Linked DNA regions of Mus musculus: region 1 is linked to region 2. The links are chromatin loops, found by intact Hi-C in ENCODE. Cell type or tissue: left cerebral cortex. All regions are shown on one strand. Links, peaks and the distances in the headings refer to the core of each region. The heading gives the core; the rest is flanking DNA.

Region 1 (16,486 bases), core at 3,991-11,990, 53 kb after region 2:
GGAGGCAGAGGCAGGTGGATTTCTGAGTTCAAGGCCAGCCTGGTCTACAGAGTGAGTTCCAGGACAGCCAGGGCTACACTGAGAAACGCTGTCTCGAAAAATTTTTTTAAAAATTAAATATTAAAAAATAAAAAATAATTAAAAATTATGCCAAGTAGCAGGATAACTACCTATATAAATAGAGTTAAAAACAGGAGCTGGAGAAATAGCTCAGTAGTTACGAGGGTTTGCTTGCTCTCCCAGAGAGAGCAGGTTTAGTGCCAGCACCCATGTGTATAGACTGCACATCTGTAACTCCAGCCCTCTTCTGGCCTCCACTGCAGCTACACACATGTGGCATACATTCATACACACAGACACATAAACAAAAATACGCATCTTTTAAAAAGGAGATTAAGATTAATAAAAACAAAAACAAAACAAAAATATTTTTAAACCAATGAAAACAAATTTGGGGCAATCAAAAGAGTGATATTTTCAGAAAACAAAATTGAAACAGATACGGAAAGTAAAATTGTGGCTGTGATGGGAACGGACGCCCTTGAAGGAAACCTGTAATTTACAGTTCCCATCTCTGTAGCCTCATGTTCTTAACAACCACACAGTTGCTGCTTCTGCACCATGACATTTATAAATTTATAAGTACAAATTTTATAACACTACCAGGGGTTGGACAGGCGGGGTGATCAGAGGCCCAATTGTTTTCCCAGAGGAAAACTGTTTAACCAGACTTAGTTTTACAGCACCCACCTAAGGTGGTGTTCCAAGCTCACAGCTGCTCGGAACTCCAGCCCCAGGGACTCTGATCCCCTCCCCTGACCCCAACGTGTACATACGCACACATATACACATAAGTAAAAGTATTCTTAAAAAACCTATCTGAACGGTAGTAAGTTTAGTTCAACAAACTGAAACAATTCCTATGCTTGTTTGAAATTAGTGAGAAATTCTAAGTGACAACACATAGGAAGAAGCCTGAAAAGCTACTTACAGTAGCAATGGGCTATATCTAAGTCTAAGATGCAGTGAGGGTAACTGCGAATGCATGCTTCATCTTTCCTGTCTATACAGTCCCTACAACAACTGGTGTCCTCTCAAAATTCTAGAAACACACATAACACAGGGTAAAGCCGGGATTTATCTGAGAGTGCCTGTAGCTGAAGTGTCTCTGGCTAAAATGTCACTAGGATGCTGGCCTGCTGTACATTTTTATCCTTAGAGTATACTCTGGTTTCTTTAGATATGTTTTCCTAAATAAAAAAGATTTGGAGGACCCAGTGACTTACTGTAGTAAGTTCGGATAAAGCAATGTCAATATGATCACAAATAATGTACAACAAACTTTCAAATTATTTCTAAAATGAGCTACAAAGATCCCATGACTCCCAGCCCCAAATAAATATACATCTACTTTAAATTTGTCTCACAAGTCAGCAAGTTGTAAATTCGTCTAGTCTGCCTTATTTTCCTAGCTTAAGTTAAAGACAGACAACAAGTGGCCATGTTTTTAAGGAGGACCTCTAACTCCGTAGTTGTTTTGGTTGGATGTAAACATCTGGAGGCTTTTAGACAGTGTCGAGTTTTACATTAGCAATGCTGTTGATCAAGGGCCTCTTACCTTGGCAACTTGTGTGACTGCACTAGCGGCCAATGCTGCATTCGCAATGTCTTCCAGTTTACTTCTTGAAATCGCAGAAATAAAATTTAAATAATAGGATTCATAGAGCTGATTTCGAAGATCCTAGAAATATAACCAATGTGTAACTCTTCCTGTTGAAAGGATGCTCAAGAAAAAAGCTCTTAAAACTAAAAGCCAGGCTCTGGAGTATGCGACACGCATTAAAAGACGGGATATAGAAATGACAAAAATGTACTCTATAAGAACAAAGTCATGACAGAGCTGGAACCATAAAACTTATAAAAGAAACCATGGACTTGGGGTGTTTCTTAAATAGGACAACAGAAGCACAAACTGACTGTCTAGAGAATGCATAAAAATACTATCATATACCTGATAAGTGTCTAGCACACAGAACTCTAAGCTACTGGACTTAATGGTACTTAATGGCCTTTGATCCCAGCATCAGGCAGCAAGACAAAAGGATTACAATTTGGAGGCTGTGAGTCCCTGTTTCAGAAAAGAACGAAAACTAACAAGTACGCTAACAACTCAATGATTAAACGACCGTGCAACTTAACAGTGGACAGAGGAAAGTACATCCAGTGGTGGACACAGCAGGGGCAGAGGCTCAAGTTCACCTCCAGCTATGTGGTGAGTTCAAGGCCAGCCTGGGTACACGAGACCCTCCTAGGCTATTTTCAAATCTGTTACTGTTGTTTTGAGATATGCTCTAACAATGCAGCACCCGTGGGCCTCAAAATCTGTCACGTAGCCCAGGTCTTCAACAATAATTCTCTTGCATCAACCCTGAGTGCTGGGATTAGAGGCAGGTTCCACTCTGCCAGGCTCTGTATTTATTGATATAATGCTTCTCCAGCCAAAAATCAGAAATCTACTCCACTAAAACTAACAGTCTCAAAACTCAAAGTGGAAGATGGTAAAGGAATTTATGATTCTCCATAATGAGCATCTTTTTTTTTTTAAAGGAAAAAGCCTGCCTTGATATTCAAACGATCAGGTAATTTTAAGTTCCAGATAAAATCCACTTATCACCTGGCACAGTCTGTCAATATTTTCTTCGGTTGGCATCACAAAGTACACTGCAGGAACATCTGGAATCGGATCTCGGTCTGAGTGCAAAAGGCTGGAAAACAGAAAGAACAACAGCAACTCATTTTTCCCCTTAGGTACGTTTTTTGTTGTTGTTGTTGTTGTTTTGTTTTGTTTTGTTTTTGAGACAGGGTTTCTCTGTGAGGCCCTGGCTGTCCTGGAACTCACTCTGCATACCAGGCTGGCCTTGAACTCAGAAATCCGCCTGCCTCTGCCTCCCAAGTGCTGGGACTAAGGGCGAGCGCCACCACCGCCCGGCTTCCCCACCCCCGCCCCTTAGGTACTTTTAAAGAGACAGAGTAAAAGACTAGCTCTCAAAGCTGAAATCTGTAGCTCAGTGACTAGTGCTCCTAACACTCCTACTGCGATCAGTCACTAAGCTAACCTGCTCTTTACCTTAAAAAGAGGAAAAACAAAACAAACCCCACACGGCTGACATTAGTAATACCTACTTGTAGAATCATTTCTTTGTATTTCATTTTTCCCCATTTTTTAAAAAAGCTTTATTTATTTATTATATGTAAGCACACTGTAGCTGTTTACAGACACACCAGAAGAGAGCATCCGATCTCATTACAGATGGCTATGAGCCACCATGTGGGTGCTGGGATTTGAACTCAGGACCTCTGGAAGAGCAGTCAGTGCTCTTAACTGCTGAGCCATCTCTCCAGTCCTTTTTTTTAAAGGTTTTTAGTATTTCCTATGGCCAGACATTCTCTTTTACTACCACATGGAGTAGGCAGCATTGAGAAAAGAAAAGTAGAGGGAACTTTCTTACTGTCTGATATTTAACCCCTTCGGTTGTTCTTTACTTTCTGCATGATGCTGTGGGTGGAAAGCAGAAACTTGCACTTGCTAAAAGCACACATCTGTACAGCTGAGCTCTATCCCCAACCCTCTCTTGACCAACCTGCTGCTTCCTAAGCGAGTACACAGGAGATCATCGGATAATCTCAAACGTGACATGCTCAGGTCTTCTCTTGGTGATTCGGGGACTAATTTCATTTAGTTATCTCCATTTCACATAAGAAAATCTATTTGTCCGCCAGGCGGTAGTGGCGCACACCTTTAATCCCAGAACTTGGGAGGCAGAGGTAGGCGAGTTCCAGGGCAGCCTGGTCTACAAAGTGTGTTCTAGGACAGCCAGGGCTACAGAGAGAAACCCTGTCTCAAAAAAAACTAAAAAAGAAAGAAAGAAAGAAAAAGAAAATCTATTTGTCATAGCAATATATTGGTTATAATGCTTATGATACAAAATATGGCTAGCCTTCTGGATACAGACTCTTCATTCATGCCTCTAGTCAACTAGAAGAACAGGGGCTCCTGCTGCTGGTCGCGGTGCATTAGTAAGCTTGCGTCTGTCCAGGTGAGAAGTATGTGATGGCAGCCATAGGCCATTTTCTTTGTGTGCTCTCTGCTCAACCATCTTCACGGTGTAACTGCATTTCTAGGAACCAGTGGTTACTACTTCCTTCAGAGTGGTCTAACCTAGGCTGTTGCAGAGGCTACATTCTCTGATAAAGTTTATTCAGGCAGAGGCCAGGCTGTCAGGGATCATCCATGATATACAGCCTTTCCATCTGGAGACAGGACGTTCTGCTTCCTCTACTTGCAAACTGGCAGTCCATCTTGTTTCCCTTAAGTCAGTATGAGTTAGATCTCAGCTGTACTTGTCACTGCCACTATGAGCCATGAGACAAACAGCAAGGCCACAGCTCTGTCATCACCCAGTATGCAGCAATCATAGTTTTCTCTGCTACAGTCTGTTCTCTGGTACCAGAAAGAGGTTACACGCTTAGGAGCCAAGACAGCAAAGAAGAAAGGCCATTGTTTCATGTAGTCACTTAACATGCTCACATTACTGATAAACTAATTTAGATTTTTTTTTAAAGTATACTTAAATTAGACAAAATCCTTTTAGAGATTGAAGAGTACCAAAGAGCACAAGTTCGTTTTCTTCAAAGATCAACCACATCTACTGGAAAATGAAACAATTATTTAAATTCTGAAATTATATAGCTCAAAGTGAGACTGTTCTTAAACCTCAAGGTTACACAGGTACTATAACCAAACTCTCTGCAAACAGTCCTTAAAATTTTGATTTTTAAAGTGACCAAAGAAATCTTTCTCAATAAAATTTGAAAATGCATGCCAGTGTCAGAAGCATTAAAACTCACAGATGCAGAGTGATGCCCATGTCTCTCAGTTCCTTCACAGACAGCAGAGGAGAGATGATATCTTGGCCAAATCTGTCATAAATGAGTACCTTTAAAAAAGGGGTTTGTTTAAACAGCATTATTAATGAACAACCAATTGAGAACCCACATTAAGATAGCATAAGCTAATTTTATTTAGTAATCATTATATTGAATTCTTATCCATGTTCAGTTTAGTATTTCCTCTACTACTCAAATGCCCATCCACATAGTTCTATATTATGTAAAACATTATCAGTTAGGTTTAAATAAAGCAACACTTTTAGAAACTTCTTACAAAAATTCTAAATTTAAAAGTCAGACTATAAAGTCTTTATTTTAACCTGTAATAAAGAACTTACAACAAATTCATACTTGTTTTTTCCTAGTTCATAATATCCTTTCTAGGAACATGTAAAGATGAGATAAAAATTTAGCCCCTTTCAAACTAAAATACAGGGCTTGGCAGATGATGGTTCTAAGAACACTGGCTGCTCTTCAGAGGACCCAGGTTTGAGTCACAGCACCCACATGGCAGCTCACAACCATCTGATAATCCAGTTACAAGGGATCTGTACTGGCTAGATCTTTGGAATAATTGACACAAGCTGGATTCATCAGTTGAGGAAATGCTTCCATGAGACCCAGCTGTAAGGCATTTTTTTCAATTGGTGATCAATGGTGCCCAGCCCAGCCCAGCCCAGCCCAGCCCATGGTGGGTGGTGCCATCCCTGGGCTGGTAGCTCCAATGATGTAAGAAAGCAGGGTGAGCAAGCCATGAAGCAAGCCAATAAGCAGCACCTCTCCACAGCTTCTGCAACAGCTCCTGCCTCAAGGATCCTGCCCTGTTTGAGTTCCTGACCTGACTTCCTTCAATACTGAACATGCAATGTGGAATTGTAAGCCAAATAAACCCTTTCCTTTTTGGTCATGGAGTTTCATCAAAGCAATAGATACCCCAACTAAGACAGGATTCAACACCCTTCTCTGGCTGCTGTAAGCAACAGGCACTCACATGGTGCACACATATGCAAGGAAAACACACATATATGTGTTTGTATGTATGTATGTGTGTATGTGTGTATGTATGTGTGCATGTGTGTGTGTGTATATATATGAATGAATAGATAAGTAAACACCGGAAATTTAACAAGTTCCAACATAAAGAAAATTTAGAAATTTAAGCAGTTTAGGTAAACTAGACAGTGACTTAAAAAGTTAAGTCCCTAAACCAGATGCAGTGGCTCACACCTGCAATGGAGCACTCAGGGGCTGAGGCAGGACTGCAGTGAGTTTGAGGTCAACCTGGGCTACAGTCCAAGACAATGTCTTAACAATATCAATGACAAAAACTAACAAAAACCCCACATAAAACAAATATCCCAAATCTAAACCATGACTCCATCTCAGCCTGCCACCTCACTATTAGCTATAGAGCCCCGGCTGGCTAGTGAGATCTTCAATGGCGGTGTTTCACAACTATCTTAGTGCTACTGAGGTGAGATGAACTCTGCTATTGTTATTAAATATTATTCTTAAATGCCAGAAATTTCTTTAGAGAAACTAAAATCTGCTATGGCTAGTAAAGGTGCTTAATCTTTCGAAACTCTTCTCTAATCCTTAAATATAGAGTAGTCCCTAAGCCGCAGTTTCTACTTCTACAGCCTCAGTTATCTCTAGACAACCAGGGTCAGAAAATATTAAATGGAAAATGACAGTAATAAGCAACCCACAATGTAAGCCACCATGAGTAGAACAAAGTTTCATATGTCCTATCCCACTCTGCCAAAGCCTCCTGCAGTTCTGCTCTATACTGTCCACGGCATGAAAAATCTCTTTGTTCAACACTTCCCCCCACTCTTTAGTCACCCAGTGCTGTCTGCTATCGGATCTCACAATGCTTACTTTCCAGTAGCATTTATCTTTGTTTGTTTGTTTGTTTTTATTAGATATTTTCTTTATATACATTACAAATGCTATTCTGAAATTCCCCTATACCCTCCCTCCGCCCTGCTCCCCCACCTACCCACTCCCACTTCTTGGCCCTGGCGTTCCCCTGTACTGAGGCATATAAAGTTTGCAAGACCAAGGGGCCTCTCTTCCCAGTGATGGCCAACTAGGCCATCTTCTGCTACATATGCAGCTAGAGACACGAGCTCTGGGGGGTACTGGGTAGATCATATTGTTGTTTCTCCTATAGAGTTGCAGATCCCTTCAGCTCCTTGGGTACTTTCTCTAGCTCCTCCATTGGGGGCCCTGTGTTCCATCCAATAGCTGACTGTGAGCGTCCACTTCTGTGTTTGCTAGGCCCCAGCATAGCCTCACAAGAGACAGCTATATCAGGGTCCTTTCAGCAAAATCTTGCTAGTGTATGCAATGGTGTCAGCGCTTGGAGGCTAATTATGGGATAGATCCCTGGATATGGCAGTCTCTAGATGGTCCATCCTTTTGTCTCAGCTCCAAACTTTGTCTCTGTAACTCCTTCCAATGTTCCCACTTCTAAGGAGGATCCAGTAGCATTTGTTTTACTTTACAGTGCCTCGAAAGCACAAGAGCAGTGATGCTGGCAATTAGTCACAATTGGTAACTTCTTCTGTACTTAACTTACAAAGCAAACATTATCACATCTATACATAAATAGCCAGGGGGAACAGATACAGCAGTTCCTAGATAGTCTTGGGTTTGGGTCCAGGACCTGCCAAGGTACCAAATTCTTGGGACACTCAAGTTCTCTCTACAAAATGACAGAGCTCAGTACATATCCTATATGATCCTCTTGTAGGCTGCACATGCTACGTAAACAGCTATTATTCTGTAGGAAATAATAAAATATTTAGTAATTCTAATGAAAATATACCACTGGTTTTATGTTTAAGAAATGTCTTCTAATTCCTATCATTTCAGCTCTAAGAAGAAGCCCACAGTTCCCACTAAAGAAGCCTTACCTTCCATACTGGTTCTCCAGTACTGTTTTTAACATGAGGCACATTGAAATTCAACATCCGCTTCAGAGCCACTGAAAATAAAGTTTACATCAGTTATTTATAGTAGCCTTTGGTTTTTTTCTCACCATACACAAAATGCATGAATGCTAACAAAACTGACTAAAGAAATGACTGGATGTGTAAAAACTAGGGTCAGATCTTTAAGATAATTTCACCAACAGCCAACTGGCATCTGTTTGGGAGCTAAAAAACAAAAACAAAGCAAAACAAAACAAAGCACCTGTCCCAAAAGCTATGAGAACTAAACAGGACAAAGCACTTTAGGGTCTGGGGCATAGCACTTGCTCAGAACACATGAGTTTGATCCTTAACATTGTGGGAAACAAAAATGACAAAAACCCCCACGCTCCTGAAAAAGTGTCTGTTTCCCCTGACAAACCCATAATGCCTTTTACACACACGTCAAAAGAAAGTGCTTTATCATGATAACAGCCTTAGTAGCTAACTGCTTACTGATGAAGAAAACCTTTATAAAAACAAGACTATCTATGGCATGCTCAACTGTTTCATATGGGGATTCATTACAGTAGGACTATTTCTTAGTTACTCACGAGTATATTTCACAGCCAATAAACCCACTGAAAGGCTACCCAACTCCATTGCTTTATAGTCCTTGGGGAAAATGAGACATCAGAAGGTAAGAGGTAACTGGGAACTGAAGTTGTCCACTCTGAAAACCCACAGCAGCCATGCTTGACAGGTTACAGTATCTTCTGCCCTTTCTTGTTCACCGTTTAAACCACAGTAGATTAAAAAAAAAAAATCCAAGGAAAATGACAATCTGCTGTGTTGGCTGGTGCTACTTCTCTGTATGTGCACGGGTCTGTGTGACTTTTTCCTTTTTCCAATACAGTCCTATTAAGTCCGCCTCAAGTTCCTTGTGTAGCTGAGGATGGCCTTGAATGTCTAATGTTCTTGCCTCTACCTCCTAACTGCTGGGGTAACTGAGAGGCAAGCACTACCACAGCCCCTGGTTTTTATGTGGTGCTGAAGAGTAAACATATGACGTCCTGCATGCAAGCAGGACTTGAAAGTGAGACAGCCAAGCATTCAAGAAAATGTACAAATCAGGTGATTTAAGAGTGACTACCTTCAGCCGGGCGGTGGTGGCACACACCTTTAATCCCAGCACTTGGGAGGCAGAGACAGGCGGAGTTCTGAGTTCGCGGCCAGCCTGGTCTACAGAGTGAGTTCCAGGACAGCCAGGGCTATACAGAGAAACTTGAAAAAACAAACAAACAAACAAACAAACAAAAAACCAAAAAAAAAAAAAAGAGTGACTACTTTCAAACTTACTTTATTAACTGAATTGAGACAAGGTCTTACAGCTCTGGTTGCCTTGTAACTCACCATGTACAGCAGAGTGTCCTCAAACTCACAGAGATCTGCTTTCCTCTGACTCCTGAATGCTACGATCAAAGACATGTGCCACCATGCCAGGCTACTTTGATTTTTAAACACATGTGAACATTCAGTAATACGGAATAATCTACAATCCAAACTACAAATATAGCACTATATAACACACGAACAAATACCCGTATGGCCTATGCACCCATCAAAGAACTGATATTAAACGCAGGTCAAGGTGGGTGGGTGGTGACGCTGCTCAGCACTCTCCTTGGAAAGGCTGCACTTCAGCACACTCCGTCACCCACATCAGAACCTCTTTTAGATACTAAAATGCCTTGGATACGCAAGTCCCTAACATTTAATATACCTTTATAATATTTTAAAACCTAAAATGATATAGTATTTGCACATAATCTAGGGGAACTCCCTTAAGTCATAGCAGATTAGTTGTTAATACATAGACCAATGTAAATGACAGGTTGTTGTACTTCATTGTTTAAGGAACAATGACAAGAAAAATGTCTGTACACATTTAGTAAAGATACATTTTACTTATAATCCTTTTGATTTGCAATTGTCTGAATCCAGATACAAAAGCTATGGATATAGAGAGCTAAGTAAAGGAGGGTAGTTATGGGTGTACATAACCATTTTTATTTTTTACACTTATTGTGTGTGCCTGTGTGCACTCACTTATGTCATTCCACACACGTGAAGGCCATGAGACAGTTTGTGGGAGTTGGTTCTTTTCTTCTCCCATGTGGGTCCTAGAGATCAAAGTCAGGCCATCAGTTTGGTGGCAAGCCCCTTTACCTGATGAGCCATGTTGCTAGCCCAACCTATTATTTTTTTTTCCCTGAAAATACCGGCACTACAGTAATACACATCACTAACAACTTATGCTTACTTCTAAGCGTGCCAGAGGTTACAGACTTCTATAAATACACATGAATAGCACAAACACAGTGCTCCTGGACTGACTGCTTTCAGTGGTGCTCTCCTCCTATGACCAGGCACTAAAGACACGAGAAAGCCCTGTTTCTAGAAGCTGGTCATGTTCCTGACTCAATGACAAGCAGGAAGAACCCCAGCCTGGCTGCCCTGTAAGATGGCATGTGGCATTCTCCAGAGTTAACAGACATTCACTCATGTCACCATGAAAGACCAGTCCCAGCGGGTAATCTCACATTGTTTTGGTTCAACTAGGAAAGCTTCTGCAACTCCAGGCCGTGGCTAACTTGTTCAAAGATGTTTTGATACAAGTAATTTCTTAATGAAGCATACAGCATATATTTAAAGAGTGATAAAAGTATGTAATTCTACTTGACCAGAGTTTAACACTCTAAGAAATCACTGCTTCAACCGGGCAGTGGTGGCACACGTCTTTAATCCCAGCACTTGGGAGGCAGAGGCAGGCAGATTTCTGAGTTCCAGGTCGGTCTGGTCTACAAAGTGAGTTCCAGGACAGCCAGGGCTACACAGAGAAACCCTGTCTCGAAAAAACAAATAAATAAATAAAAATAAATCACTGTTTCTAATGGAAATGATAAACTAGTTTTCTTTATGGGTTCTAAATATATTACCCTACAGTTTTACACTTGGTTAAAGTAACTTCACCCTTACCCAGAAAAATATCTTCACTCATTAACTGAGTAAACACTGTCATTTATATGTACTGTTCGCTCATTCATTCATTCATTCATTCATCAAATGTTTTTGGTTTTTCGAGACAGGGTTTCTCTGTGTAGCCCTGGCTGTCCTGGAACTCACTCTGTAGACCAGGCTGGCCTCAAACTCAGAAATCCACCTGCCTCTGCCTCCCAAGTGCTGGGATTAAAGGCCTGTGCCACCATGCCCGGCTCAGCAAACATTTACTTAGTGTTTGCTATGTACTAGATACTGCACTAACTATGGGGCATCACATGAAGGAAAACAGACCAAATAAAAATTACCCGTCCTAATGCAGTTTTCATTATTGTTGACAGACAAAGGTCATTTACAAATTAAGTAAAACCTAGGATGTATGGGATCATGATAAATGCTGTGAAAAAAAAAATGGGGCCAGGAAAGGAGAAAAGTAAGGTGAGATATAATTTTAAATAGTGATTAGGAAGGTCTCCGGAGAAATGCACATTTGAGTAAAGGCCTACAGGAAGTGAGGGAGGGAGACACACAAATGACCATGAAAGAACATTCTGCAGGGAGGAAACAAACCGGGTTGCCAGGAGGGTCCGAGTGAGGCGTTTGAGGAAAGGTAACAAAGTAACAAAGTGGTCAAGTTAGGCAGACACTAACTAGCTCATGTGTGAGCTTGGAGATCTGGTCCCCTTGCCATAGTCAAAATAAAAAGCTATTACAAGGTTTCAGACAAATGCATGCCATGCTTAGTATGGGTGCATTCTGTGAATGAATGGGAATAAGGTTGTAAAAGGAACAAAACAGAAAGTTATTGCAGAAATTCAAGGAGACGGGATTGGGGCATAGCAACAGGCACTGGACAGTTTTAGAGTAAAACTGGCATGATTTACTGATAAATCTGAATTGAGTTAAAGAAAGAAAAGAAAAACCACATGGAGATTTGCATGGGGAATTATAAGAAAGAAGCTTTCATTAATGCTATCAAGTGGCCTTGATTTCAGAATAGAGGTCTACACTAGCCATGTAGACCTGGGACTCACCAGCTGTGGTGGCTAGAATGAGAATGGCCCCCACAGACTGAAAGATCTGCCTGCTTGGTCACCAGGGAGTAGCACTATTTGAGAACATTAGGATGTGTGGCCTTATTGGAGGAAGTGTATCACTGGAGGTGGGCTTTGAAGTTTCAAAAAGCCCTTTCCAAGCCCAGACTCTCTCCCTGTTGGCTGCGGATCTGGACAGACAGCTCTCAGCTCCTTCTCTAGCATCAATGTCTACCTGCAGGCCAACACTCTCCCTACCATGATGATGGACTAAACCTTTGAAACTGTAAGCAAACCTCAGTTAAATGCTTTCCTTTATAAGAGTTGTCACGTTCATGATGTCTCTTCATCAGAAGACCAAGACACCAGAATATATAATACTGAAAGCTAAGAGGCCAGATGAAATCACAGCAAGAGATAAAGTAATGAATTTGGGTTGTGTAACACTGAGAGACAAGGGAGACAGACAAGCAAAACCCTCAGTAGTAACAAGAGGAAGCAGCTTGCTCTGACTGCTGAATGGAAGACAGGAAAGAGAAGAAAAGTAACGCAGGAAGCTTTCACAAAGGTGGCATTTGAGGTGACAGAGGTACTACAGGGAGACAAACCAAGAAACAGGCATGCTAGTCAACACCTTTGTACTTTAGTTTCTTCATCTATAAAATGGAGATAACAGAAACTACCTAAACTAATGATAAATTCACAGTGCATTGACTATTGTCTCATCCGTCCAAACTGACTGCAAATTACTTTGCAGCAAAGCATCTCCCACCTAGAATATTAGAGGATTTTTGTTACTAAATATTCTCAACAGAAATCAATGAAATGTTACTCCTACAAAGGATTTTCTTCTGGAAATAAGGCATGATCCATGTATAGTATGAATTTAATAACTGATGCAGCACAAGCTATACAGTAATAATGTGGAATCTTGCTATAATGAAGTTTATTTTCACCAAAAGACAAAACATTTAGTGTTTTACAATGTCCGAATATTAAAGATGTACTGTTGCATAAATTCAACTTTTAAAAGGTTTCCTTTCATCAGGACAGTTTTACTGATGGGTAGTAAAATCCAATTCATTTAGTTTTATTAAGATATTGGACCCAGGCCGGGCAATGGTGGCGCACACCTTTAATCCCAGCACTCGGGAGGCAGAGGCAGGCGGATTTCTGAGTTCGAGGCCAGCCTTGTCTACAGAGTGGGTTCCAGGACAGCCATGGCTACACAGAGAAACACTGTCTCGGAAGAAAAAAATAACAAACAAACAAACAAACAAACAAAGAAAAAGATATTATACCCAAACTTCTAAGAGAACTTGGGCTTCTGTTTGCTTGCAAATAAAATTAATTATCAAGCATTCTCAAATAATATTTGCTTACCATATTTTAAGTTATGCTTTACCGTTTTACTAAATTACCTACTGAGAAATGTAGAACTCAGTATGTTTTCTGTTAAGTATGCTACATTCAAATCTATCTTTTTTTTTTTTTAACACAAGGGAAGGAATCAGGCACAGTTCAAATTCTATTGCTATGTTGTATTGCTTGTAACCAATTGTTTTTCATACAAATAAGCATAGGTTCAAGAGAATTAAAGTTCTTTATCGCTTATGGACGATTTCTATTCTCTTTGGGAGTTACTAGATAAGTAGTATATGTAAGTCAGTTCTGATTTATACATATCACATTATATATGATATACGTATAGGTAATTATTCTGGGGCCAATATACATACATTAAGTTTCTAGAGTTTACTGAAAATAAGGAAAATCAGGTGTATCTCACATGTAAAAAAAAAAAAAAAACTAAACTAAAACCAAGGGAAGAAATATGTATCTTTAAATTTTTACTTTATAAATGGGTGTACAAATATGCTCTACTTAAGATACAACTGTTCTATATTTTAAGATTATTATCTGTGGAACAACTGAAAGAGGACGCTGTTAATTTGATTTGACATTCCGAAGTCTCTTCCAGCTTTATCACCTGGCATTTTCCATCAGCTTCTCCCAAAGGGTCCAAAGATGATGGCATAAAGTAAGGTGCTCGGAAAAGAATACTTAGATTTTGTAATCATGGCTCAAGTGTCAAAAACAGGTTTTTTTAAAAAAAACCCTAAAACTGAAAGTGAAAACCAAACCGACCTGGGAGACTTGAAATACGAACACAAACCTATAGACCTCGTTAAGTGACAAGACAGGAAAGAAAACACCAGCTGCTGGTCCTTGCCCTGATGGCCTTCTAAAACTCGGCAATTAAAAAATAAGTAGCTAGCACTGTAGCAAGCAGCCTGTGGTAAAGGCTGTGAAGCTTACAGGCATCTCTTCCCCACAACCTCAAAACGGAGCAGCTCTCAAAGCTCAACTCCGAGCTGTACGAACAACCCAGAGATGATGACAGGCCGCTGCTGAGGCACACACTGCAGAGAAGGAAATACCGAGTACCTGTTTGCCTCTCCCGAATGCTGGCCGTGGCCGCCATCTTGCTTCCCACCATCCACTGCCCGGCTGGCACTGGGAGCCCGAAGATGACGTGGCCCTACCTCCCGCGCCGGAAGCAGAACCAGGAGGCGGGCTATGGCGGCAGCCGGCCCGCCTCCCCGGTCCCAGCCCTCGCCTTTCCTCACAGACATTGGTGTTTGCAGATTTCCCAGCAGCGTTTCTAACTAATCGGGGCGAACCTCCCGAGGTCGCTACTCTTAAACCGCTTCTCAGGGCATGGGCGTGGTGGAGCGCTTACAATCTAATTGATAGTGCACTTCTCATCAAGTTTAAATCCTCATAAAAATTTACAAGGCCAAATGAGACGCCAGAAATTGCGTTTTCTTGATTTCCATAACAGTAGTGTCCCTTCCCTCTTTCCTCTGGGGGGGGAGGGGGGGGGGAAACTACAAGCGTGGTAATTTATTCCGTTTGATTTCTTCAGGAAAGGGCTTTGGCCTGCTAGGGTATAAAATCACAGAAAAGCCAAATGGCAGAATTTCCTCTCAGTAGTGCAAATTAAAAAAACAAATGATTGTGAGCAGAATCCGGATGATCACAGCCAGGTTTGGTACATTTAGAGCCCTGTGATTATGAAATAAATCTCACATCGACCATTTTCATAATAGATTTTATTAATGTCAAAAATATATACAATGACAACTTATTACCAATCAATGAACCCACCGATGACACTGCATTATGGATTAATTCTCAGGCAGTCAGATTCTGAAATGAAATCATACTTTCAAAAATTTGGCTTTCAAAATTATACAAATAATTTATCTTATTTTTTAAAATCAAGATTGCATTTTTTTTACAATAAAAACACATTTGACAGATGTAGATACCTATTTTTATAAAGTTACAACAGGTTATCTATAACTACCAGTTTGTGCCCTAGGGGAAGTATCTCAATTCTGGTGTCCATGGACTCTTGAGCAGAATGGCTTTCCCACCTTCCAGTGAGTTTAATCTTACTCACCTGAGAATCCCCACTTTTAAGTACAAATTTGTCATTTGACCATTTAAGTTCCATACTAACTCCTTCCAAGACTATAAGGCACATTATCATAAAATACTAAGACATTTATACAGTGTGCATGTTTCTGTCCAATGGTGTAATGTGGGGAGTAAACATAAAGATATATATATTCATTAGAAGAGTAACTATATAGAACAGTCCTGCAAAGCTACGACCAAGAATGATATTAATGTTGATTATAAGAATAAAAATCATGACTTCAGAGTTAGATTTATTGTAGCTGTTTAACTCCAGATTTTTTGGTTTAAATAATTGAACATCAAGGGATAGTTTTATCTTAGAAAATTTGCTAAAAACAGTTTGTTTCTTGAGTTCAAGGAGCTCTCAGACAAGAAGAGTAAAGATTTTGGATCTTACCCACTTTAATAACATCAGCCTCGTAAATGGACTACTTGTTTAAGACAATCCTGGAAATAGGGAAGGGGTTCAGTATGAGGCAAGAAGGGGAGTATGACCAAAGCTCATTACACACATGTATGCATGTGTCGTGACAGCCTGTTTTAAACAATTACATACTAATAAAAAGGAAAAGAAACACATCTGCACTAAAAGACCACCCCATCCTTATTAGATGCCTGACACAGCTAGAGACATGCAAGCAGAGAACACTTCAACTGAGAAAATGGCTCCATGAAACCAGGAAGTAAGCAACCCTGAAAGGCATTTTCTTAATTAGTGGCGAATGGGAAGGGCCCAGCCCGTGTGCAGTGCCACCCTGGACTAGTGGCCTTGGCTTCTGTAAGAAAGCAAATGAGCAAGCCATGGAAAGCAAGGCAGTAGGCAGCAATCACTTTGTATCAACCCCCACCAGCAGACTCCTGCCTTGACTTCCCTCCTTGAGGAACAGTGCTATTCTGCCTTTCTGTCTCAAGATTCCCAACACATTTATTTAGTTTATATGAACACTTCACAACTTCACATTTTAGTGGCATAAAAACATTTACTTAGAAATGTTATTGTTAAATGTTCATGCTTTTTTTTTTTTTTAATGTTTT
Region 2 (16,486 bases), core at 4,815-12,814:
GGCACTGGCCAATGCTAATTCTCTAATGACATGACTCACACCACCAAGAGACAGAAATGAGAAGGCTCAACTGTACCTTTATGTAGTCAACAAGATTCTGATATTCAATATAGTTGCCTCCTCCTACCACAAAGACAATGGCCTAAAAGTACAAACGGAGGAAAAGGGAGAAAACACGGTTAAAAGATTTTAACTTTTAAGCAACACAGCTTTCAGTCTGGAAGCTGTTCAGAAACTGAGATACGATGACTAAGACTACAATCTAAGCCTTTTGCTGTCTCAAAGTCTAACTGCAGTATCCGATCCAGTAATAGCAAACAAGAGCAAACAAGAGCTCTAAAGGTTAGTTTTGAATCTTTATTATTTGCTGTAGGCAGAAACACTGGAAAACCCAACATGCAACTTTTAACACATCACTCACAATGAGAAGTGTCTGTATTCAAAGTCATATAGTCACATCTTCATAAATACTGGGATCACTGCAGGAATTCCATATGTACAGTGCTCATATAGTCATACAGTCACATCTTCATAAATACTGGAATCACTGCAGGAATTCCATATGTACAATGCTCACTGCAATCCAAAGACTCCTTTTTCTGCTATTTTGTCACGCGTAAGCTTAAGAAAAGCAGAGTGATTCAAGTTGCTGAGGGCTTTAAGGCTGTATCTTGGGTATGCAGAGTTGAATTTACCTGAAGGCCATTCACTGGTCACAAGCTTTGCCTATGACAAACTATTCCTTGGGACTACTGTTACCTTTTTAGGAGCAGAGAAGTTTTTTGTTAAACTTACCTCTTGGAATGGACTTTTGTTCCTAGGAACTGAGCTGCAATAAAGAGAAACTGCACTGAAAATTTCATCCTTGGCTTCTTTTACGGGTAAGATGGGTATGGGGACACACGTTCATGTGCACTTGTGAGCAGCATTAAGAAGGTATTCCAGGTCCACCTTCCTGGGAAGCAGGGGGTTCTTCAGTTTTGTAGAGGAAGGAGCTAGAAGGTAGATATCTCAATGTCTAAAAGGGAAGGGGACAACCTACTAACAACTGACACAAACTCTAGATAGCCTCCGTGAGAAAGTGAGGAAGATGGGAACGGGTGCAACCTTGCCACACGCAAACACAACACCTCCATTTGCATCCTCTTCAGGGTGGGAAGGGGAAATGAGAGGCCAGACCTACAATCTATGTTAGCTTCTTCTTTTTTTTTTTTGGTTTTATTGAGACAGGGTTTCTCTGTATAACTCTGGCTGTCCTGGAACTCACTCTGTAGACCAGGCTGGCCTCGAACTCAGAAATCCACCTGCCTCTGTCTCCCAAGTGCGGGGATTAAAGGTGTGCGCCACACATGACATTTTTAAAAATAATAACCTGGCATCTAAGAGATCCAAGTTTCCACATGTCAGAGTTGAAATGCACACTGTGGTAGAACTTCATTTTCTCCCAGTGTGAACAGTTTAGTTGTTGAGCATACTTGTGTCATCTTTTCTTACTTCTAATGGCCTGTTTAAATATTCTATACTCCACAAAAATGAATAGATGTTCACCTCATCAAAATGTTTAAATAGTTTAATTCCAGAGTTTTAAGTTCTTCGGAGGTAGAGAGGAGGTGGCGAGAACGGAGACTTAAATAGCACAATATCATGAGTTATTAATAATCAGGGTTTGGGATAACACAGGAAAAGGCTGATAAAAGAGTGTTCTGAGCCTGTTTGTCTTACGATGCTGGCATCCTTTCTAATTATCTCTAATTATCTCTAACATGCTTCATTTAGGATTAAACAGTTCTCAGCTCCTATAGTTATGCTTAGCTGAGTGCAAGGAAGAATTACTAGCATGGACAGAGTCACACATCCTCTTTGAAGCAAATGACCATGGGCTGTAGTATATGTGCAAATATCACTCTCCAATTTAACATTCTCATCACTCCTAAAGAAAACCCTGGACCACTAGAGGTCAGTCCTCAGTCCTCGTTCTGTAATTTGCTGCCAAATTCTCTTTTGCCGGTGATAGCTATTATTAGCAGTTCTTATATACCAGCACCTCTGCTAAGTTCAGAAGAAAAAGAGACTAACACTAGAAATTACCAGGCAATTTAATAACTTAGCAGCTAGCCCATCCTTGCAAACACCCACAAAGAAATGAATGCTTTCGAGAAGACTGCTGAAGGTTTACCCTCAGGCACAGGCAGGAAACTTACTCCTGGAGTTGTATTGCTAGGGACATCCAGTCATTTCCTTCTAATTCTGCCGATTTGTTATCTGTCTTTTAAGTTACTTCTCATACTACCAGGAATTCACTCTTGAAAAGTTAATTGGATAGAAAGGGGGAAATGTTGTGGATAGCCCTGGGGCTAATTATATTTGATGTTAATTCTGTTCTCCAGAGTGTGGCTGTGAACAAGGAATGAGTCAGGTGATTTCCTGTAAACCTGCTTCCCACCTTAATCTTAAAATAAAGGAGAGCTGAAGATTGGGCAGATAAAAGGGAAGGTGAGGAGAGGGAGTAGGAGAAAATGGAAGAGGGAGAGGATGCAGAGGAGGAGGAAAAAGAAAAAAAGCGGAGCAGAAGCACATGGCCTGGAGAAACCCCAAGTTCTAAGGGGTCTCATAGATGTGGAAGATGGTAGTGTAGTAGTGGTAGATCTGCCCAATCTAGGCGCACAGCATATATTCATATTAATTGAGTTGTGTTTTCATTGCTGGGGCATATTTGGGTAGGAGATTTACCACAGCCAAATGGTGCCCAGTGTGCCAAGGTCAATTACCATATCCTATCTTTCATAAAATGCAGAAAATATACAGTGAGTGGATTTATTAGCATAAAATGCTTTTATAGAAATGTTTCTCAGGGACACGATTTCCTGGACCCTGACAAACCGCCACTCCTGCCACCACCACCGTAAATAGCTGTTTCCATCAGTTATTGTCTTCTCATTTAGTTCAATAACTATTCACTTAAAAACACTTTCTCTAAATCCTCCACTTTGTTTATGATAACACCATTTCATAAATAGTAAACAGCTAAATTTATTTCTCTGTGTGTACACTAAGGGAAAATAACAAGATACTAATCCTAATTACCAGTGATTATCTCTGAAAGAGATTAAAATACACACTGTTTTTAACTAGCCTCCCACAGTTAGAATTTTAGTAAAGTCTTATAATACATTATTTCCATTCTCAGGGAAAACCCACAACGAACACCACCAAGATAAAAGCTCCTTACCTGTCATTACTCCGCAGCATTTTGGGATCAAAATATCTATAATCATCAGTTTCCTATTAAAAACAAAAATAAGACACATTGCCATGACTATGGAATTTCCGTTTAGAAGGTCATAGTTTGGCACAGTATTTGATTGTAACAAATCTTCCCGTTTCACCGAATGTGTAACAACTGTCCCTAATCCTTAATGAGACATTCCTATGTGTTAATAAGGAGTATTTTCAGGGCTTTCCATGCACTAATCCTCAATTGTTCAGCCAGTTCCTATCATTATCCCATAGTTTTAGACGGGAAGCTGGGATAATGGGAGGTTATTTGACTTTCCTAAGGTCACATACGTAGTAATAGAAATAGGATGTGAACCCAACTAAGGCATATATTGTTACTGCACAAGGGCTTTTGCTTACAACTTTGTCTTTCTGTGACTTTACTGAATATATAGAACACATAATATATAGGAGGCTCAGACTTTTATATGCAAGTTTTGGGACCGGATCAATTTTAGAATTTAGAATTGAAACGTAGATAATCCTGGATATCAGCTGTATATGTGGCCAGCATTTCACCATCTAATGCATTAGAATTTCTTCAGATTAATAATGACTGTTAGCATAAAATAGGATAAATAAGAGCTGAAAAAAAGCCTCAATTTAGTCCAGGGGAGATGTGCCTCAGACCGAGTCACCCACACTCTTAGCTTTCTAAGCTTCTCTGGCTCTGTGAGTTGTGAAACGTTATAATGAATGGGAAGCTTCTTGATAGTAAAGGAATTGTGATGTACAGATCTGCTACTTTATGCTGTAACTACTTCCTGACCTCAGTCTTCTTGCCAAAGAGTCAGACCCCCGGCCCCTGCAAAAACAAACAAAACAACCCAACCCTCTGGCAAATGACAAACGCACACATGCTGGTAACACTCAGTCCCGAGCCTAATGGTCAATACTCTGAATCAGTATAGCTCCTCAGGGTGGTCAGACTCCTTCAGCCCACGGGAAAGCCTACCAGCAGACTGGAACGCCTTCAGGGGCCTCCAGGATGGTCAGCAGGTAAAGGCACACTTGCAGCTAAGCCCGATGCCCTGAATTTCATCTGCAGGACCCACGTGATTTCGAAAAGATCGAACCAACTTCCAGTTTTTCTCTGACTACACATGTGCCATGCGTGTAAACACACACACACACACACACACACACAGTAAGGATGTGAGAGTGTCTTATGTAGCCTAGCCTGGCCTCTAATTGTGTGGCCAAGGATGACCTCAAACTCCAAATCCTCCTGCTTCCACCTTCCAAGTGCTGGGAACAGAGGCATTTGTCTCTATGCTAGGTTTATGTGGTAGTGAGACCCACCCAGGCCTTGAACACCAGCTAAGCTACATGCCCAGTCCAGGCTCCAGTATTTCAAAGCATCTGAAGTGAGATGCATACAGCCATTCACCATTACCTGTCAGGTCTAAGTTACTGTACTTTGCTAACTTCCTCAGTGTCTCCAAATCACCCTGGAATCCTATCTACAAACAGGAGAGGACTGGGAAAGCAGACAGCTCCCTTACATAGCAGGTGGATGAAGAAATACTTTCAAAACAGAAAAAAAGTCTCTTCTAGTTAATAAAAACCCCATCTGTAGTAATGTGCTTTTAATTATAAACTCAAGAGTATTGATAAATGAACTTCTGCAGCTCAAAGAAACATCTGATTAAGACTCATTCAAATTTAGCTATCCTTGTTTTTATTATGAAGACTGTGGAAGGAATGGCTGCAACTAGTTCTGGGCAGGAGGAATAGAGGAGCAGGACTTGATTTCAGTTCTGTTGCATGAAGCAGCCATGTCTCTTGGTCACCTTCTTTCCCTTGTTAAATGAGCTGCAATGGTTTTCATTCTATAGTTCTGGGAGTCTGTGAAGAGCATACAGTCCCGACTCTAATTAACACAGTATAATAGTAAAAGAGTTATGTAACCCCAGCAAGTTAACTGACTCACCCTGTTCCACTCTCCTTATCTATAAAATGAGAGTAACAGTAGTACTTTTCTTGGATGGTTTAACCGAGGATTAAATTATTTATGAGGTAACAATTTGCTGAGTGGTTTCTGGCACATAAGTACACAATTAATGTACCTGCTGTTATAGTTATTGGTTGATAACAAAACATCAAGACAAAGACAGACAGAAATCAGTAACAAAGCACCCTGCATGTCCTTAACCTGCTGTATATGTCCTCTATATTTTCACATTCATGTATGCCCACCTTTATCATGCTCAGGCTACCTTTCAGATTATACTGCCCAGAATGAGGTATTTTCTAAGACAACTAGTCATATGTGCACAGGGTTTCTCAGTATAGCCCTGGCTGTCCTGGAACTCACTCTGTAGACCAGGCTGGCCTTGAGCTCAGAAATCTGCCTGCCTCTGCATCCCAAGTGCTGGGACTAAAGGCGTGCGCCACTGTCCTGCTTTATACATATTCTTCAATTTGAGAATCTTTTAAAGTTTATCATACCATATAATTTTCCAGTAACTTTCATAACAGCAGCTGGACATTTTCTGGTGTTTTAGTTTCCACATGTGTGAATTTAAAAATTGTTTTTGCTAATTTCCATAAGCCATGTTTTAACAATTACTGAAGGAGTCACACTGGTTTAAATATTATTTTCATTTTTTTCAGGTCTGAAATCCTCAGCTCTACTGCCACGTCTACAGGCTTCAGATGGACCTAAAGTAAGAGTTTCGATGGGCGGATACATGATATAACCAGCTCCTTGGCTGCCAGTGATGAACCATGGTGACGGCTTTCTAAGTCACTGCTGGGAGCAGCCAATGGATAGACAGCTTGACCAACTATTTGCCAATAACTTTGTTATTTACTTGTTTGGCCCAAGGGGATTTAGTGCCATCTGAAATAGTCACAAGTTTTACTATGTACTTTTCTCCTAATTTAATTTCCTTAAATTGGTCTGTTTCTCTCACATTATTGATGGTCAACATTTCTTTTTATTTATAGAAATGTGTTCTTCAGGATGTATTAACATTAAACATGTAAGATTTAGTATAAATTTAATTCAGATGACTACTAATCAGAATGCTTGAATCACAATTCTGTGCTGCTGTCTACAAGATGCCACTGAGAACATGGACTCTTTGCTACTCTCACACATTGTGTTCAACAACACTGAGTCAGCCTGGATTTATCACCTTTGTATCCATTGGTCTGGTACAACCAAGAATTTATATACTGTAGATGCTACTTACAGGGTTTGACTTCATCTCCATGAGATTGTCTAAAATCCGAGTAACAGGTAGATTCTGTGGAAGACATTAGTGTTGTTAAATACTAGAATAACAACTTGCTCACTCTATATATGTGAATACGTTTCAATCAAACAAATGCTAAGTTTATGTGCACAGTTAGCATGTCAGAGGTAAAACCTTAGTACCCAGCTTCTCACTGAAGATACCATTCTGTGTAAAAGCTATTCTAATCCTTTGACCTCCATACACACCCTGAGGCACTCCCATGCCAATACTCAAACACGGACACAATAATAAATACAGCAAAATTCAAAGCATTTCCAGGGCAAGGAAACACTACAGAGATGAGACTTTCTGTTCCCTTCTGGCTTTCCACCCAGGCCCCACTCACCTTCTGAATCTGAGTGCACAGCTAGAGCTGTGCAGTACAGAAAGAGTATGGAGAAATATACGTCATAAACCAGGAAAGAACAAAGTGTTTGACTCTGAGAATGAGTAGAAATGTAGGCATTTAAACTGTTTATGATGAATCTTTGTGTACCGTAAGAGACGTTCAGGACGGGTATAATTAAATCTTGTTCTGTATTTGATAGCCATACTACAAATGATGACACGTTTGCCAACAAGTATGTGATAAGCAGAGGAAACTGTCTTCCTAGCAAAATTGTTCAAGGTCTCGCAATTCTTTCTTATATTTTCCATGGTCTCTATAACCTGATAAAAAGAATCAACTACCTCTGCCTCATCCTTCAGTCAATGTTTACAGATGGTTTTAAGACTAAGGGAAGCCTCCAGCTGTACAGAATGAGGAAGGAAACACATCTTTGAAGATAGAAGGCACGGTGCTTATAAAAACAATGGATATGTGTCACCAACTGACACTCCACTAAGGTGTTCTTTGTGTAAATGAAAGCTTGGGTCAATAATTTAAAAAAGAAGTAAGGAGTTTTGGCTTATCACTGTAATCCTAGCACTCTGTAAGCTAAGGCAGGAGGACTACCATGAGTTAGTGGCCAGCCTGGGCTACAGAGTGAGTGCCATCTAAATAACCAAAGGGGGAAAATTAATTATACACTAAATCTCTTCATAGAAGGTAAGTAAACTCTGTTGTAGTTTCCTCTCTGTTGCTGGGATAAATACTCTGACCAAAAAGAACCAGGGGAAGAGAGTTTCTTTGGCTTACACTTCCAGGTCATAGCTCATCTAGAGAAGGCAGAACCCATGGAGGAATGCTGTTTGCTGGCTTGCTCACAGGTTCACCCTCAGCTATCGCATAGGCCACACATGGACAGTTCTACCCACAGTGGGTCTGGCCCTCCCACATGAATAAAGAATCAAGATAATTAATTTCTCACCAATATGGCCACAGATCAATCTCTCAACTGAGAGTTGACAGCCTCTCAACTGAGACTCCCTAAGGCTCTGGGTTGTGTTAAATAACGGCTGAACTAAGCCAGGACAAACTTTTACTGAATGAAGAATTTGAATGGCTGGGTGTGGTGGTGCACACTTTTAACCCAGCACTGAGGGGACAGAGGCAGGCAGATCTCTGTGAGTTTCAGGCCAGCCTGGTCTCCATGGTGATTTCCAGGGCAACCAGGGAGACTTGATCACAGAAAAGGAAAATTTGGACTGCAGCCATGTGGACCACAGCAAGTAGAATGCATCAGTCTCCCTGCAGAGAACTACTGTCACAGTTTATAAAACTCGCCCAGGGAAGGACAGACAAAATTAGATGAAAACAGTCTAAGCACAATTCTCTCTATACTTAGACACAGGTTTTTAGAAATAAAATGGAAAACACCGTATATTTATATTTTGCTTTGTTCTCGAGGCAGGATTTCACGATGTAGCCCTAGCTGGCCTGGTACTTGCTATGGATGGAAGGTTTTTGGGTGGCCTGGAAATAGAAATCCACTTGTCTCTGGCTCCCAGTGCTAGGATTAAAGGCCTAGAAGGCCTAGGCTAGGCATGCTTGGCAGAAAACACTACATAGATTTAAGATGCAGAGTCCCATAGACAATAAATCATAAATTATGATTCATCATTTTAAAAATCTGTTTCTAAACGGAGAGAAATTTACCAGAAGGAAAAATAAAAACTATATATTAGGAACTATTTCCTAAGACTAGTTTTATGAGTTTAGTCACTGTAAGGTTTAGAAAAAAACCCAAGTTAACCTCTCTAATGATGTAATTCTTAGCACAAAAACCAAAATATGCACAATATTAAAACCTAGATACTAATATTGCATAACCGCAGCAGAGAAGGTTTTCCCCGGAGGTGGCTGGCTGCTCTATGGTGACCATCTCTAACTTCCCCTTTGTAGACCGTGGGAAGATGCTCTGATGCTGATGCAGGGAGCAGGAATGGAAGCAGGTTCTGCTGTCCCAGTCAGTGTGTTGGAGAGGAAAGATGGAAACTCACAGAGGCTAAGGGATAAATAACAATGTTTCCAATGCTCATATTATAGATGAGGAAGCTATAAAATCTTAAGGGACTTTCCTTTTCAATCACAGTGTAAAAATGCCTCCAATCAAAATCAACAGAGTAGGATTACATGGGCCCACATCTATCCCTCCACACCTAATTTCACCAGAAGCTGCAAACTGACACAAATCTTTCAGCCCTCCCTATAGCCCTAAAGTGTTCAAACAAGCCCCTTAGATAGTCATTACTAGACAGACCACAGATATTTCAGTAGATCTCCCAAATGTAACTGGGCTTTAGAAGGAAACCCATCAACAAATTATCTCCACTCCTGCTCATTTTACTAACGTATGCTTGACATTTAGGCTGTTAATGTACAATATAGTGCAATGATGTCTATTTATACTGTGAAATGGTTATTATATAATATTCAGAGTTCAAATTTTCTGTTGCACATTATTTTTAGTTTTCTTACAAATAATAATCCTAAATAGAGATCACACATGGCAATCAAGTTTGTCTTCCAGGACAACTTAATTGGTTTTAATTGGTTGTATTTTATTTATTAATAATTTCTTTTTTTAAAGACAAATTGCTCTCGTAGATGAGTCAAAGACAGTGGGGATTTCTAAATTATGCAACTTCATGCTTTTATCATAATCATATTTTTGTATAATTATGCTTACACGAATTGATTCAAGTCTGTAAATATCACTCAACTGGCTATGTGAAGGTTGATACTTAAGATGCAGAAAACTCATGCTGCCCATAAAACAAAATACAAAGGCTCTTATAAGTAACCTAGAGAACTGAACACTGCTAATTCTATCCTTTTTTAATTTACTGACTAGTTTAATTCTTGTCCAATTAGTTAATCTTAATAGTGCCAATGAAAAGCCTCAAGCAAGAAAAGGTGCTTAGTGACCCGAGTTCCACTCCTGGAATCCAGATAAAGGTGGAAAGAGAGAGCCAATTCCACGTATGTCCCCGAATGTAAATTTAAAAAATTAAAAAGCCAAACAATCCTTTATAGATGTGAGCAGTATAAACTACAGGATCCTATGTTTGTATCTGCTCGGTCTTTTTGATGATTCTTCCCGAATTTCCCTAGAACTCCATAGTGCGAGTGCCCCTAGATATTTGGGTATCAGGACAGTACAATGTCACAATGGCTTCTATGAGTTTAATATGCATTTCTAGACTAGAGAGACTTTACACTGGAGAACAATTTGGCAATATTTATTAGAATAACTACAAATGTCCATACCCTTTGACTCTTAAGTACATTCTTAATGCTAGGAATTTACAGTGTGGGTTGGAGTAATCAGAGATGAATACTCATCTGGAAAAACTGACATTGAAAGCTGTATCCACACAACCTCCTTGCTAATACTATGGTTCTGACAGTGGCAGAAGAGTTATATAAATAGGAGAATTCAATTTTCACCACAGAGAAATTTGATTCTCCTCCCCCGCCCCCTCTTATTTATTTCTGAGATGGCATTTCTCTGTGTAGCCCTGGCTGTCCTGGAACTCACCCTTTAGACCAGGCTGGCCTTGAACTCAAGATCCACCTGCCTCTGTCCCCTGAGTGCTGGGATTAAAGGTGTGTGTCACCACTGTTGGGCTCAATTTTTACTTTTAAAACTAACTGCCTGTGCCAAAACAGATTTCTTAACAGTTTGAAATGTTATGAAAAGCAAAGTAATTTAAGGTCATAAATGATAATTTTTGTATTTCATGAACTCCAAAACAAATTTTTGTGTTGCCATAATAAAATACTTAATAGCAAACCAATTTAGACAATCTTGCATATTACTATGAGGTGCTGCAGGGCAGTACTGTGAACTAGGTAAAGTAAGCAGACTGAATATTTAGAAGGATGGTGCTGCCAGCAAGCACTAAAGCATTTCCTGTATTGAGGCTCAAGAGTACTCGCCAGTACTCAGCAAATCATGTCAGTATCTTAAAAAGAAAACTTGGAAGGCTTTTACTCAACAAAGCAAATGAAGATTTCTCACTATTCCTTATTAACAACACATGGTGTTCATTTGTTATTTATTCCTCAATAAAAAATTTGAAGGTTCTTTGAAACCAGAAACTCACTTTATGCAAAGTGTCACGGGATTTGTAATATACATATAATGATTATATAAACTACCACAAGAAAACACGAGAAAGATGTTAAAAGTATGGAGGAAGTCCAGAGAAAGAGAACATCCTGAAACAGGTATCTATACATCTGACAGTAAGATCCAGCTAAGCATCTTTTAATTTGGCCTTTAAAACCTCTCCTAAGGATAGAGGGCCCTCAAGGAGATGGCAACCCCACAGGAAGACCACCACTGTCAACTAACCTGGACCCCCGGAGTTCCCAGACACTGAGCCACCAACCAAGGTATACACAGGCTGGTCTGAAGCTCCAGGCACATATGCAGCAGAGGGCTGCTTTGTCTGGCCTCAGTGGAAGAGGATTCATCTACTCCTGTAGAGACTTGATGGACAAGGGTGGAAGGATATGGGAGGGGTGGCCTCCCTCTCAGAGGTGAAGCAGAGGGTAGATGGGGGAGGAACTCTATGAGGGAGAACCAGAAGGAGGGACAACATTTGGGATATTAAAAAACAAAAACCAAAAACCTAGCTGGGCGTGGTGGCGCACGCCTTTAATCCCAGCACTTGGGAGGCAGAGGCGGGCGGATTTCTGAGTTTGAGGTCGGCCTGGTCTACAGAGTGAGTTCCAGGACAGTCAGGGCTACACAGAGAAACCCTGTCTCGAAAAACCAAAACAAAAAACAAGCAAAAAACCCTTCTCTAAGCAGTAAATCTCTGCACTGACATGAAACACTTTATCTAGGTATTGACATGAACCGCTGTATGTCCGTACTGATGAGAAACACTGTATCTTAGTACTGATGCAAAACTCTGTATCTTACATATGCCAGAGATGTTCCAGTTATTAAAAAACAAACAGCCAGGCGTGGTGGCGCACGCCTTTAATCCCAGCACTGGGGAGGCAGAGGCAGGCAGATTTCTGAGTTCGAGGCCAGCCTGGTCAACAAAGTGAGTTCCAGGACAGCCAGGGCTATACAGAGAAACCCTGTCTCAAAAAAATAAAAAACAAAACAAAACAAACAAAACAAACAAACAACAGGCTGGGCAGAGGTGGCGTACACCTGCAATCCCAGCACTTGGGAGGCAGAGGCAGGTGGATTTCTGAGTTCGAGGTCAGCCTGGTCTACAGAGTGAGTTCCAGGACAGCCAGGGCTACACAGAGAAACCCCGTCTCAGAAAACCAAAACCAAACCCAAAAACAAACCAAAAAGATAAAAGAAAAGTTGGAAGTCATCAAAACACAGTACAAAAGACAGTACAGTTTAAATAAGCAAATCTTTTTTAAAAAAAGTATATAGTCATAGAGTTCTAAACTACACATAAAAAAGAAGTCTTATTTCCCTACTATGCCAATAAGGATCCTTTGGTTCTAATTTTCTCCTCATACGTCTTACTTGAATAAATCCAGAAGTTTCTCTGCCTGGGTAGCAAACCTATCAACATCTACATTTCCAAGTCAGCAGAACGTTTTCTGACAAGTGTACTCACCTGCTGCTTCAATACCAGGTTCTTCACACCTTCCATCACAAACTGTGATCCTGTATTCATGACTCGGGACAGGAGACTGTGTATGGGAAAAGACAAATGAAGATGGCATTAAGTACAGTCTGCCGCTGATACACAGTTTGCCCAATTACACACCACAGGCTGCTCCCTCTGCCACCACCTTGTTTCCCACAGACAAAAGGGCTGTGAACATTTCTACTTCCATGGATATCATTGCTGCAGTGATATTTAATAAATGATAAAAAGTTAATAAACATTTATTTAATAATTTAATAAAGGTGATAAAATAATCACTATAAACTATAAAGAGATGCCCTCAATATAATTGCTTAGCCTTGCATATAGTTTCTGATTGTTTCTTCTGGAGCTCAATCACACATAGCACTACATTGCCTATCACTATTACAAATATATCAAGTGTTGCTGTGCTCTCTGCATCACTAGCGTTGGATTCAATTCGGTTACGTGTACCATCTCCACTCTAGACACAGAAAACCTACATGCAAGCACAATAAGCAGTGAGCATTGCCTTAATTGTGAACTTTAAACAAACACAGAGAATGCCAATAACTATTTGCCATACTAGGTTTATAGTTCTACTTCAAAGTCTTATATCATGGATCAAAGGACATTTGGTAAGACAAGAGTAATTCTATACCACATAAGAAAGCTAGGGGCAGTTTTCAATTTAGCCAAGATTTTCTTAAAGCACATTTATTAATAGCCTCAAGTATAAAATACATAAGGAACGTTAGGCTCTACATATTCTGTATGATTTGCAGACACGACACTGTGATATGTATCTATTAAACTCAGGAATTATTTTCCTTCCCTTATCCTGTCCTTTCTCCTGTGTAACTAAGAGAAACAGGATGGAAAGCCTATGAACAGAGATAAGAGAAGTAACCTTGGATGGGATAGATGGCCCTGAAACTATTCTTCATGCTAGGTTAAGTCTGTTACTGGGGCAGCAGGGTTTATGGCAACCCGTATCATGCTCTCCAGAGGGGAGGCCCGCTGGATTGCTGAAACTAGATAAATTTCTTTTCCTCTGGGCTTCATACTTTTATTTTAGCTTTAAAAAAACTAGGAATTTGAAATGTGTGTGATATAGAAAAGAGTAGCCAGAATTGCCTTGTCATCAAATAGTATAGCAGTCTGTAGAACAGTGGTTCTCAGCCTTCCTAATGCTGAAATCCTTTAATACAGTTCCTCATATTGTGGTGACCACCAACCATAAAATTACTTTTGTTACTGCTTCGTAACTTTAATTTTCCTACTATTATGAACATATGTCATAAACATAAATATCTGGTATGTAGGATATCTGATCTGCAACCCTTGTGGAAGGGTCAGTCAACTCCCAAAGGAGTTGTGACGCACAGGTTGTGTGCACTGCTCCCGAGAGAGGTCTCATCCCCAGCCTGTATTTGTTACGCTTAGGCCGAGTGGCTAGCTTTAACAATATAAAATAGTTTTAACTATATATTCCTAAAAGTGAAGACAATGTTTTAAAAAGAGAGGAGCATATGAAACCGATGGCTCATATGCGCATATCTTTGGGAAAGCTACCCCCGTATATTTTCAAAGGAGAATCACAGCTATTCCAGGAAGCCAGGAAAACGTTGACATTCTGTATCATAATGGACTTTCAGGATGGTATTAGATACTGGGTTTTTAAGGCATGAATGCTTAAAGCTTGAGTACAAAGATCCATCCAACATTACTAAATCCTTACCCCATTGGTTTAGTGGTAGTGTTTCCGTAGCTGGCAGGAGTTGAGGCCATCTTGGCAAAAGCCCTATGAAAAAGGAGATGTGTATTTACAAGTGGACAGTTATCATTCAGTATGTTGGCATTAAAAGAGTTGACTTCTAAGATGCACTGACTTTTTAAAAAAAATAAAAATGTGTTAAATTAATTACATTATATTTAACATCAAAACCTGAGATTCCCTAATGCACAGCAACACAGGGCTGGAGGTAACTCAGTGCCAGAACACTGGAGCAGGTCAAGGCCCAGGGTTCCAACAGCAGCACTGCAGAAACAAGCAGAAACCAGAAGTGCAGCCCCGCTGGGAGGGGTTCTCCTCTTCCTATACAGTCACTAACAATAGAACTCAGGCAGAGGCGTACACACACAGGAGAATGAGCATGTACCAACTAAGCTTTGCTTAGAGCTGGGCACAGCACATACTCCCTTGCGCCCTGACAGACCTTTGCTCAAGCTGTCCTCTGGGGACTTCAAACTCACTACCCTTTTTCACACCAGAAGAAATGCCACGTTTCCTCTCAGGACTCACTCAGAGATACTTCCTTTATCATTAATCTTTTCAGTCACTACCCAGTGACGTTTTCCCTTCAGTTATATTACAAACCATGAATTTTATATGTCATTGCAGAGTCGTGTATTTTATGAATTTTATGAAAGTTTAGAATCTCTTTAAATTGTAATTATTAAAAATTGGGGAAAAATATATCACTTCAGTGTGTTTTAAAAAGACCTTCCTCTAAATGTTCCTGCAGCCCTTTACACGTTCTGGAATACAGAGTGTTCCCAGAGGCTCCCAGTACTCTGAGGTAGTCAACTGCCAGGATGCTGATGTCTGCTCTTCCCACTGCAGATGTGTGCATAAAATGCAACACAGATGACTAAAATGAGAGTCAGCATCCTTTTTGCCCTGGTCCATCACACACTATTAGCAAACCACAGACGTTATGGCAACCGGATTTTTTCATGACTTTTAGCCAGTTCATATGTTTTTTACAAGAGGAGGGATGGGCAGAAGTGAAAAAAATAGTAATCACTAACAATGGAGTAGTTGAAATATTAAACATATTCAGCTTCTGTCCTGACAAGAATCAAGTAGCAAGAGAGAAATCCCCAAGTAAACCCAAAACTTTCAGTTTTATTCAAAAATGAGGTTATAAAGAAAGCATTATTTACCTCCGGGGACTGGAACTAAGGCCTTCACTAGAACTGGCTTTTGTACTGGAAACTACACAAACAGCTAACGGGAATGAATGGAAGTATCTCTTTATGGCTGAGTCATGTGACGAAGCTTCCTCGGCTTCCTGATGAGACATTGCTCTAACAGTGGGACTAGAGGACAAAACACTGCATCACTGATTCGGGGGAAATGTGTAATTATGTAGCCCAGGCTAGCCACGTACTTAAGATCTACCTCAGTCTCCTAAGTCCTGGGACTACAGGCTGTACCATGATTACTGGAACAAATAAAGTTTCCTTTTCTTTAAAACATGATTTCTTCCTGTTTTGTACACGCACGCATGCTGTGATGACTGTGATGTGATGCTGTGATGACTGTGATGTGGAGGTCAAAGGGCAACTCTGTGAAGTCAGCTCTCTCCTACCTGTAAGTGGATTTGGGAGCTGAATTCAGGTCACCAACATCAGAGTGACTTCACCTGCTGAGCCATTTTACTGGCCCAAATTGTTTCTCTGTGTAGCCCTGGCTGTCCTGGAACTCACTCTGTAGCCTTGAACTCACAGAGTCCCCTGTCTCTGCCTTCCAAGTGCTAGGATTAAAGGCGTGTGCTATCAACACCCGGTGAGTTTTACCTTCTTTTTTATCTTTCTCAATTTCTTAAAATTGTTAAACTAATATCTGATAATTGGAAAGTAAAACAAATGTTACAAATTAGAGATTAACTATATTTTAAGTGCAAAGAACATGGTCAAACAGAAGAGAAACTTCAAATGTCATCAGAAGCATAGATAATAAAAGGCACCCACATCACCCTCTAGAGCAAGCCACAGTTAAGAACCTGGTGTCTCTTTGGCTATGCACATCTTTCCTAATGGAGCCTGGAATGCAGAGTTAGTCTTATTGTCTGAAACTGATGAAGAGCATTTCAGAGGCAATGCTTGCTTTAGAGGTCTGAAAGGAAAAGCAGCCAAAGGAGAAGGCCTGCATGTGAAGTGACACTCAGGCACACGCT

What was found. A loop is a pair of places that touch in the nucleus more often than their neighbours do. Peaks named below come from ENCODE experiments on the same cell type or tissue, not always from the same donor. Only the 100,000 strongest peaks of a DNase experiment are listed, where the experiment ranks them.
Region 1: a loop joins it to region 2, with 2.1 times the contacts of the local background. A loop is called at or near these places in 2 of 42 quality-filtered maps.

Annotation. Positions count from the first base shown.
Region 1 is chr12:51,375,561-51,392,046 of GRCm38, reverse strand. Scfd1 (Sec1 family domain containing 1) reads right to left here and starts at 14,534. Exons shown (of 25, transcript NM_029825.3): 1 at 14,411-14,534; 2 at 7,872-7,942; 3 at 4,909-4,997; 4 at 2,675-2,765; 5 at 1,619-1,741. The coding sequence starts at 14,462. It overlaps Gm40422 (a long non-coding RNA gene), which reads left to right. Exons shown (of 6, transcript XR_872746.2): 4 at 2,082-2,272; 5 at 2,608-2,808; 6 at 7,831-7,876. G2e3 (G2/M-phase specific E3 ubiquitin ligase) reads right to left here. Exons shown (of 15, transcript NM_001015099.2): 15 at 15,061-16,486. In left cerebral cortex, for the core only: no CTCF peak of the experiment used is centred there; no DNase peak of the experiment used is centred there.
Region 2 is chr12:51,429,327-51,445,812 of GRCm38, reverse strand. Scfd1 (Sec1 family domain containing 1) reads right to left here. Exons shown (of 25, transcript NM_029825.3): 18 at 14,263-14,325; 19 at 12,507-12,582; 20 at 6,477-6,530; 21 at 3,230-3,282; 22 at 796-829; 23 at 77-142. Among named protein-coding and RNA genes, the nearest start is that of Gm40422, 26 kb to the right of the region's middle. In left cerebral cortex, for the core only: no CTCF peak of the experiment used is centred there; a DNase peak (open chromatin) is centred at 8,092.